Regions from separate parts of the Homo sapiens genome. Here region 1 is linked to region 2. The links are chromatin loops, found by intact Hi-C in ENCODE. Cell type or tissue: CD14-positive monocyte. All regions are shown on one strand. Each heading gives the region's core, and the rest is flanking DNA. Links, peaks and the distances in the headings are about the cores only. Region 1 has its middle 16 kb from the start of MEGF9. Region 2 overlaps FBXW2 (F-box and WD repeat domain containing 2).

Region 1 (5,377 bases), core at 157-5,156, 53 kb after region 2:
AGGTACCCCCTCCCCACCTGGATGGCAGATTTCTTAATTTACACAACTATAGATGCATTTATTTGGCTTAGGAATTTGATTCCTTTTTTTTTTTTATACAGTTTCACTCTGTCACCCAGGCTGGAGTGCAGTGGCGCCATCTTGGCTCACTGCAACCTCCGCCTCCTGGGTTCAAGCAATTCTAGTGCCTCAACCTCCTGAGTAGCTGGGACTACAGGTGCGCACCACCATGCCCAGCTAATCTTTGTATTTTTAGTAGAGAAAGGGTTTTACCGTATTGGCTAGGTTGGTCTTGACCTCCTGACCTCAAGTGATCTACTGGCCTCGACCTCCCAAAGTGTTGGGATTACAGGCGGGAGCCACTGCACCCAGCCAGGACTTTGACTCTTGATAAAATACAGGACTCCTGGGAGAGGGTACAGTACCATTTATATCCCAGAGTGAACTATTTTACCAAAGCTGACTCTGAGAACAGGCCTGGTTGGGGAAGGAGGTGAAGAGACCCCATGAAGATCCTGAAAGCAAGGCCGGGTGCGGTGGCTCACGCCTGTAATCCCAGCACTTTGGGTGGCCAAGGTAGGCAGATCACTTGAGGTCAGGAGTTCAAGACCAGCCTGGCCAACATGGTGAAACCCCATCTCTACTAAAAATACAAAAATTAGCCAGGTGTGGTGGCACAAGACTGTAGTCCCAGCTACTCAAGAGGCTGAGGCAGGAGGATCACTTGAACCCAGGAGGCGAAGGCTGCAGTGATCCGAGATCACACCACTGCGTACTCTAGCCTGGGACGCCATGAGAGTTTTTATTAAAAAAGGAAAGAAGAGAGAGAAGAGAAGAGAAGATCAGTTCCTGAAAGCAAGAAAAGGAGGCCCGTGAAGGAGGTGAAGCTCATGGTCTAGCCTTCTATAGTTCACAAAAACTCTTAAGATGTAGGCTTCCTTCTCTAGTTGCCTCTGCCCCAGGGGGCTCCTTGAGAAGAACACTGTGCTTTGGGGGAGCAGCAGACAAGCCCCCCTGAGGTCATCTGGCTTAGAAACAAACCTGGGATGGGTGTTTCCTGTTGGATTGGAGAACTGACTGAGCTGCAGTTACAGTGGAGTTGCCCCAGTGGGCATCTGGCCTTCACAGTTAGCACCATGATGATGCTGTGATTTCTGCTTTGCTGTGGCTCTGTTTCTCTGGAAGCGGAATCATCACCATGATTTAACCTTTAGCCCAGCTCAGCGCACTAGACTGTGGCTCAGACCAAAACTTCCTTTCAGATTTTCTCTCTCTCATTTGCTATATTCTACCCATTCCAGCTTTTTTCTCCCTCTCAAACACATACGAAGCTTGTGTCTGTCTATGAGACTTTGCATTTACCATTCTGTCTCCCTGGTCTTCCCCAGCCTGCCTCCTCGTTCTCATTCAGGCCTCAGCTCAATGTGTACCTTCTCCCAGATGGCTTCCTTGACCATGCTTGTGAAAGTGACATGCCACCCCGGAGTCATTTTCTATCCCATTATTAGTCTGTGTTTTCTTCTTAGCACTGTCATTTTCTGAAATTATCTGATTTATTTAGGTACCCATATACTCTCTGGCTCCCTAACCAGAACATAAACTCCATGAGAACAGCAACAGAGCCTTTCTGTTCTCTGCTAAGAGCTGAGAATAGTGCTGGCACATACAGGGGATCCATCCAAGGATCACAGGCAGAGCCGTCCTTGCTTTTCCTCATTTGGCTTTAGAGTTTTTCTCCTAAGTGGTATACAGATATTGGCTTGGCAGGGAACAGAGCCAGGCAGCCAGTCCTGCATGCAGACCAGGGTTCCCGCCTAATTTAGCAGCTTCACAAGGGGTGTGGCCTGGGCTCCAGGGATCTGAGCTGGACCCAGTAGACAGAAGTTCACAGAGATGGGCTTTAGTGTAATAGCAAAAGGACTTGAGAACAGAGCTGACAGGAGACAGAATGGGAACGCCGATGCTTAACTGCACCAGTTCCATGCCCATCCATCCCCCTGTGGTCCACTCGCCACCCTCTGCTTCTGTGCAGCCTGCCCACACACCTGCAAGCTCACTGAGCTCATTGGTCACTGGAACTGCTTCCCAGCACAGAGGGTGGGGATTCGGCATCACTGGGGGAACTAAATTGGATGGTCTCTGTGGGCCATTTCATCTCCTATTTCAGGGGCTTGGCTGAGAGCAGTTTATTTCTAATCCTGAGGACTGCAGGGCCTCCAGGGAGGAGAGGGTGACAGACTGGGTTAAGCTGTTAATGGTGCTCTGGGGTTAAAGCTCAATGACCCACAGTGCCAGTGCACTGATTAGTGACCACATCCGCCCACCTGCTGTTTGCTTAGCAGGGAGAGCTGCTCTTCTGAATCAGGAATGCAGCACCAAGAAGAAATATGCATTCCAGGCCTGGTTCTGCTGCCAAGTTATCATGTGAGCTTGAATGAGTCCTTTCCTGCTCTGAGCCTTGGTGTGTCTTCCTGGAAGAATGTTTGGATTAGACCTAGATGCTTTTTTTTTTTTTTTTTTTAGATGGAGTTTCGCTCTTGTTGCCCAGGCTGGAGTGCAATGGCACGATCTTGGCTCACTGCAACCTCTGCCTCCTGGGTTCAAGCGATTCTGCTGCCTCAGCCTTCCAAGTAGCTGGGATTACAGGCATGTGCCACCACGCCCAGCTAATTTTGTATTTTTAGTAGAGATGGGGTTTCTCCATGTTGGTCAGGCTGGTCTCGAACTCCTGACCTCAGGTGATCTGCCCGCCTTGGCCTCCCAATGTGCTGGGATTACAGGCGTGAGCCACCATGCGTGGCCTGACCTAGGTGCTTTTTAAGGCCATCTCTTCTAACTCTAACGTTCTAGGATTAACTGGTGAACCTCACACATGAAAAAAGTTCCATCCATGGCAAGAGCTCATGCCCAGGCTCCAATTCTTCAGCAGATCCTCTTTCTTAGCTGACAGCCTGGAATGGAACCAAGACCCCTGACCTCTGTCATCGGCAGCTCAAGTCTTCTCGGAGAGTCTGTGTTTATTCACAGCTCTGGCTGGGCAGCTGAAAAAAGTATGTGATCTGTCAGTGGACAGATCCTGAGCTGTCCATCAGGAGGGAGATGAGCTAAGTCTAGAAGCCACCTGGGGGCTGTCCCACCAGCGCCCCCAACAGGTCTACTCATCCAAAGGGCAGGAAAGGGACTTTGTGCCTCTGCCTTTGATGGTGTAAGGACTCCTTGGGCAACATTTATGCCAAGACCTCGCTGTATTTGGCAGCCTTAGGGAAGCCTCCCTGTGGTCTTAAACCTGGAGCAGGAAGGAAGTGTAATGACAAGAAGCCTTTTCGTGAGGCCCATGACTATTTCATGATGTGATAGTTTCACTGCTGATAGTTTCACTGCACTTTCCTGAAACTCAACTCATCTTTGGCACAGCCATGTAGGAAGATCAGGGAAGCCTGACACTGCATTCTGGGGCCATTCTTTGTCCTGAGCCAGCAATTTCTTTTTCATTCTGTAGGGTTCTTGTAGGAATGAAAGATTCAGAAAGCCCAATAGTTGAGTAAACATTTCTCAAGCATCTTCTCTGAGCTAACCCCAACTTGGGAACTGGGGATTAAAAATGAATTTATTAACTTTTTAATGTTCTGTGCAACATATACACCTACACAGACACAGGGCATAGATTCTCTATTCATAGATGAATAGGCTTTTCACAAAGCATAAATCTTTTAGATCACTGCTAAATGGACTGATACACTGGCTTTAAGGGAATATACTTCTCATGTTTGAAAAAAATATTTTTAAAAAGTCAGACATAGTCCCTGCTCTCAAGCAGTTTGGGTAAAATCCTTTCATCCCTTTGAGCTTCAGTTCTGCAAAATGGGACTGTTGATCCCATCAAGGGCTGCTAGATTTAATGGATCAAATCACAAGATGCCTAGTTAAATTTGAATTTTAAATTTAACTGGACATCTTGCATTTTATCTGGTAATCCTAGCCCTGCCCAAACTAGGACTTTTATAAGGTACAGAAGGAATAATATGTGAATTAATAATGTACAACAGTGCTTTACAGTTTACGGAGTTCTGTGTCAGCGAGAAGGGTTTGGATTGAATGACTTTGATGTAAGGGGATCTCTTGCAGGCTTATGATTGTATTCTCATGATGAAGATCCTGAGACATGAGGAGAAAGACTCAATGCTGCATCCCTTGAGAACACTTTTAATTCCAGGACAGTGAATACAAAACCCTCAATGGCAAAAGATGGAGCCTGGAGCAGCGCATGTGAGAAAGCCCTGGGGTTTTTGGCTCACAGAAAAATCAAAACGGGACCCCTTAGGATGTAAACTCCATCTGCGTCTTCTGGCCACATCCTGGAAAGGATGGTATCCAGAATGCTGTCATTACTCAGACTCCCACTGGAACATTAAAAGGGACAGGAATGGGCCTGGTTCAAGGAGCTTGAAACCAGTGAGTGTCCTGGCAGGGACAGGAGTGATGAGAAGCGTCTGAACTGGAGATCTGTGGACTCAGGGGACATAAGCCATGGGCTTCCCATCCAGCATGGGTCCTGCTTTCTGGAAGGTGCCACTGCCATCCGAGGTTGCCAGCAAGCCTTTGTTTTGGTAAAGGGCCCCAAGGTGACATTCTTTTTCGGTCACTGTCCAGCTCGGAGAAGTGGAACACCAACAGTAGCAGCGATTGTTCAAAATGTGAAGGCTGAAAAAGGCCTTAGAATCCCCACTCTTTTATTTGTTAATTGATTATCTTACAGGTGTGAGCCACCTGTAATCACAGCACTTTGAGAGGCCAAGGCAGTCAGATCACATGAGGTCAGGAGTTCAAGACCAGCCTGGCCAACATGGCAAAACCCCATCTCTACTAAAAACAATACAAAAATTAGCTGGTCATGGTAGCATGTGCCTGTAGTCCCAGCTACTCAGGAGGCTGAGGCAGGAGATTTGCTTGAACCCGGGAGGCAGAGGTTGCAGTGGGCCGTGATCGCACCACCGCACTCCAGCCTGGGTGACAGAGTGAGACTCCGTCTGGAAAAAAAAAAATCCCCACTCTTTCCTCCTTCTATCTTAGCAATGGGGAAACTAAAGACAGGGTGGGGAGGTAACCCACCCAAGACCACATAATAAGTTAGGTGCAGAGCTGGGACCAGAGCCCACATCTGCTGCTTCCCAACTCAGGGTCAGATTCACGTCAGCCCATCCTTTCCCGAGATTCCCTCTGTCTGGGCAGGCCCTCCAAGCAGCCACTTTTTTCCAAGGCCAATAACCCAGAGATACTGCTGAGAAGCCTTCATTTTTCACAGGGAGGAAAGGCAGTTATTTATTATAATAGTAGTGATGATAATCTGCTTGGGGACAGCACTTTATAGTTTGCAAAA
Region 2 (5,377 bases), core at 164-5,163:
GATACAGAAGTATGAATTATTTTATAGCTCTTTTTTTTTTTTTTTTTTTTTTTTTGAGATGGAGTCTCACTCTGTCACCCAGGTTGGAGTGCAGTGGTGCAATCTCGGCTCACTGCAACCTCTGCCTCCAGGGTTCGAGTCTCCTGCCTCAGCCTCCCGAGTAGCTGGGATTACAGGTGTGCGCCACCACACCCGGCTAATTTTTTTTGTATTTTTAGTAGAGGCGGAGTTTCACCTTGTTGCCCAGGCTGGTCTCAAACTCCTGACCTCAGGTGATCCACCCTCCAAAGTGTTGGGATTACAGGCGTGAGCCACCGTGCCCGGCCCAATTTTATAGCTCTTCTTAGTGCCCTTTCCAGATAGATTGAATTGATGCCATACCAATATAGTGTTAAGTAACTTGCTTCTCCCTCAGGAGTCTCACCAGACTCAATTTAAATATTTTTAATGTTGAGATGTATCATTTCTCAAGACCGTTTTACAATGCATTTCTTTATTCATTAAGGGTATGTATTATGTGGTGATATTTTCTCTGAAATGCTAGACACTCTGCTGGTTTTGGAAAATAAACATTTGATTTAAAGCATTTCATGGTTTGGTTTGTCATCCTGAAGTTATTTCACACTTTATTTTCCTTGTGTTACAAGCCTGATTACTAGAACAACATCACCAGTTCTTCTAGGCTTTGATGTACTTTCTCTGTTGTGGTGATGGCTTTTCCATGTCTCTTTTGCCTCATGATTTTAAAAGATTAAGATGCAGTTGACCAAATGAGGGGGCTCATGCCTGTAGTCCCAACACTTTGGGAGGCCAAGGCAGGCAGATTATGTGAGCCCAGGAGTTTTGAGACCAGCCTGGGCAACATAGCAAAATCCCATCTCTACAAAAAAATAAAAAAACAGCTGGGTGTGCTGGCTCACACCTGTGGTCCCAACTACTTGGGAGACTGAGGTGAGAGGATCGCTTGAGCCCAGGAGGTGGAGGTTGCAGTGAGCTAAGATTGTGCCACTGCACTCCAGCCTGGGCAACACAGCAAAACCCTGTCTCAAAAAAAAAAAAAATATTAAGATGCAGTATCATCTTGGAGCTTGGAGCTCCTACTGGCAGTTGACCATTTTTTCACAACCACCTGTAGCATTTTTTTTTTTTTTTTTGAAACAGGAGCTCCTCTGTCACCCGGGCTAGAGTGCAGTGGCGCAGTCTCGGCTCACTGCAACCTCCTCCTCCTGGGTTCAAGCGATTCTCTCGCCTCAGCTTCCTCAGTAGCTGGCATTACAGGCACGCGCCACCACAGCCCGGCTAATTTTTGTATTTTTAGTAGAGAAGGGGTTTCACCATGTTGGTCAGGCTGGTCTCAAACTCCTGATCTCAGATGATCTGCCTGCCTCGGCCTCCCAAAGTGCTGGGATTACAGGTGTGAGGCACTGCACCCAGCCGCATTTTTTTTTTTTCTTTTTTGGAGACAACCTCTCACTGGGTAGCTCCATCCTGGAGTGCAATGATGTGATCTTGGCTTTCTTCAACCTCCACCTCCTGGGCTCAGGTGATCCTCCCATGTCAGCCTCCCGGGTTTAGCTGGGACTACAAGCGAGCAACCCTATGCCTGGATCCTTTTTGTATTTTTTGTAGAGACAGGATTTCACCATGTTGCCCAGGCTGGTCTCGAACTCCTGGGCTCAAGCACTCCGCCCGTCTCAGCCTCCCAAAATGCTAGGATTACTGGTGTGAGCCACTATGCCTAGGTCCTCTTGCTTTAAAAAGTTTTTTTCTTCTCTCATCAAACCTTATTTTTGAAATGTAGTAAAAACTGCAGTTACTTGGAGTGGAAGTAAATGGGAAATATTCACTGAATTCTCTAACTACCTGGAAAGTTAATATCTACAATTCTACATTTTAAGATTATTCTCTTGGTGGGTCTGTATGTTAATGTGATTTTTATTCTGATTAAATTCATCAGGTTTGCATATTTAAAATTACGCTGTGCAGTGGTTGAAAATGATCCAAAGTATTAGTTTAATTTTTCTAACAGCAGCATCCCTGGAACTGTGAAGAGAGGTATTTGTGACAGAATTGTACATGTGTTTGTGTCATCTTGTTACTTAAGAGATTGAATTCTCATTGTGGTGGAATTGGGAAACCCTGAATTTGGCAATAAACTTAGTGACTCTCACATTAGTGCCTTGAGTAAGCAATAGACAGTTTTATTGAAGAGATTAATGGCTAATGACATTGAGGTAGTTATCTTTCTCTTTCGCAATTTATTTCTGAAATGGTAAGAAAGGAATCTATTATGCTTTGTGCTGTTCAGTAGATATTTACTTATGGGATGCCTACTGTTTGAAAAACAATGTGAGGGCATACACGGATGAATTAGAGCAGTTTTTTCTTGTGGAACATACACACTGGGACCAGGAAGATGACCTGACTGAGGTAAAAGTCTCTGTGTGGACTATAGCAAATCAAGAACACTTGCCTTTCTAAAGAGTGCAGCTGGTGCTCCATTGTAATAAATTATTGCCATGTGGGTGGGATTCAGGGTCAGAGTTGTTAGATCTGACTTCAAGAGAAGCCTGAAATCTAGAGTTCTGTGCAATAGTCTGATTTTTTTTAAAGTATTATTAAGATTTTTAAGATACTGAATGGGGAGGGATTTTTTTCTTTCGTGCAGTGTGAGAGTCCACATTTCTTTAGTCCTCTTTCACCTCTATGCTGCATCACTGGTGACCTCTTTGAAAACATGTTGGGTTAGCCAGTGCAGCAAATGGGAGTCCAGAGGGGAGGCTGACATAAAGCCAGAAAGGAGCAGAGAACAGTGATTCCTAAAGGATTCTCAGGAGTAGACTTGCATCACTATAAATGGAACTCGACTCAACCTGATTATTATTATTTTTTTTTAGGGTGTAAAACTGGCACAATGTTTTCCTATAAAAACTAGTTTAAATAATTAGTTTGGATAACCTTTTTTTTTGCAAATTGTGCGAAAACATACATAACATAAAATTTACCATTTTAATCATTTTAAAGCATACAGTTGAGTGCCATTAAGTACATTACGTTGTTGTGCAGTCATCACCACTATCCATTTCCAGAACTTTACATCTTCCCAAACTAAAATGGTATCAGTTAAACACTATACAGTGTTAACTGTATAAACAGTATATAATACACTATATAGTTAAACTGTATCCAATTTTTTTGTTTGTTTTTGGGGGGGTTTTCTTTTGAGATAAGGTCTCACTCTGTAGCCCAGGTTGGAGTGGTTGGAGTACAGTGACATGATCTTGGCTCACTGTAACTTCTACCTCCTGGACTCAAGCGATTCTTCCACTTTGGCCTCCCAAGTAGCTGGGACTACGTGTGTGTGCCACCATGCCCAGCTAATTTTTGTATTTTTTATGGAGATGGGGTCTCACCATGTTTCCCAGGATGATCTCTAACTCCTGGGCTTAAGCACTCTTCTTGCCTCAGCTTCCTGAAGTGTTGGGATTACAGGCATGAGCCACCATGTCCAGCCTAAACCCTGTCAGTTAAACATTGCCCATGCCCCTTCCCCCACAGCCTGTGGCAAAACAACCATTCTGCTTGCTTGCTTGTTTTATTTTTTTTTTTGAGACAGAGTCTCAATTTGGTGCCCAGGCTGGAGTGCAGTGGCTCAATTTTGGCTCACTGCAACCTCACCTCCCAGGTTCAAGCGATTATCCTGCCTCAGCCTCCCGAGTAGCTGGGATTACAGGCATGCGCCACCGTGTCTGGCTAATTTTTGTATTTTTAGTACAGACGGGGTTTCAACGTGTTGGCCAGGCTGGTCTCAAACTCCTGACCTCAGGTGAACCAGCCTCGGCCTCCCAAAGTTCTGGGATTACAGGCATGAGCCACCATGCCTGGCCCACCATTCTACTTTCTATGAATTTGACTACTCTAGGAACCTAATATAAGTGGAATCATACAGTATTTGTTCTTTTGTGGCTGGCTTAGTTCACTTAGCATGATGTCTTCAAGGTTCTTCCATATCATAACATCTCAGAATTTTATTCTTTTTTTTTTTTTTTTGAGACGGAGTTTTGCACTTGTTGCCCAGGCTGGAGTGCAGTGGCGCCATCTTGGCTCACCGCAACCTCCGCCTCCCGGGTTCAAGCAATTCTTCTGTCTTAGCCTCCCAAGTAGCTGGGATTACAGGCGTGCGCCACCACGCCTGGCTAATTTTTGTATTTTTATTAGAGATGGGATTTCTCCACGTTGGTAAGGCAGGTCTCAAACTCCTGACCTCAGGTGATCCTCCCGCCTCGGCCTCCCAAAGTGTTGGGATTACAGGTGTGAGCCACCACACCCGGCCAATTTTATTCCTTTTTAAGGCTGAATAACTCCATTCCATGTATGTATATATGTGTGTGTGTGTATGTGTGTGTGTGTGTGTGTGTGTGTGTGTGTGTGTGTGTGTATGTATATAAAATATATTCCATGTATGTGTCACATTTTGTTTGTCCTCTCCCCTGGTTTTTAACTGCCTTCTTGCCTCTAGTTTTCCCCCCTTCAAACCTTTTTCCATGATATAGCCATAGTGATCTTTCTGATATGCAAATAAGGTCATAGTTAAACAACCTCCTAACCCAGTTCTGCAGCCAAACCTTGCCACTATTTCGCAGTCAGACTGAACTGTTTTCATAATCAGTGTTCATGTTTTAGGCAGTGCTTTTGACAAGCATTGTAAATAACTCCTAGACGGTTTTTTGAATGATTCCAAATAGTTCTTTATGACTTGATCCCAGTTCCTTTTCAATAATTTTTGTGTTGCATATAGAGATATTTAATAGTTGCTTTAATAGGTATATACCAGGGATTGGCAAACTGTGGACTGTGGGCCAAATCCAGCAGAAGAGAGTAATTGCAACTCAATAGGTCAACGTCTAAAATACTTACTATCAGGCCCTTTACAGAAAAAGTTTTGGTATATACTATTCCTTTTGTTTTGTTTTGGCCTGGCTAACTTATTCATCCTTAGGTTTAAATTAGTTAAAACTTAAAGGTTTTTTTTTTTTTGCCATGATATTCTTTCTTGAAACAGTCCTATACCAAAGCCCAGCTTAAAAACAAAAGAGGAGTGTAGTTGAAGAACCAATCATGCCAGTTCCTAAGGCACGTGTTATAGAGCATGGTCATAAATTCAGTGGAGCCTCGTCTGAGATGTTTTCTCTTCTTGTCCTCTCCTTGTATTTGCTATGGGCTTTTGTAGTGCCTGCCAGCTACTATACTGAATTATTATTGCTTGTTTAGCCTTTTTGTCTTCCCAAGTAGACTGAGTGCCATGAGAACAAGAATCCTGCCTGACACAGAAGTTCTATAAATATATGTTGAATGAATGAATGAGACCCCAGTTGAA

Evidence for each region. Peaks named below come from ENCODE experiments on the same cell type or tissue, not always from the same donor. Only the 100,000 strongest peaks of a DNase experiment are listed, where the experiment ranks them.
Region 1: it touches region 2 in a loop (1.9-fold over the local background); 3 of 110 quality-filtered maps call a loop at or near these places.

What each region holds. Positions count from the first base shown.
Region 1 is chr9:120,727,776-120,733,152 of GRCh38, reverse strand. No RefSeq gene overlaps it. Among named protein-coding and RNA genes, the nearest start is that of MEGF9, 16 kb to the right of the region's middle. In CD14-positive monocyte, for the core only: CTCF peaks have their summits at 3,050 and 3,258; a DNase peak (open chromatin) is centred at 3,262; H3K4me3 peaks cover 779 bases; H3K27ac peaks cover 4,463 bases.
Region 2 is chr9:120,780,697-120,786,073 of GRCh38, reverse strand. All of the region lies in intron 3 of FBXW2 (F-box and WD repeat domain containing 2), which reads left to right. Among named protein-coding and RNA genes, the nearest start is that of FBXW2, 10 kb to the left of the region's middle. In CD14-positive monocyte, for the core only: no CTCF peak of the experiment used is centred there; a DNase peak (open chromatin) is centred at 2,143; H3K27ac peaks cover 2,484 bases.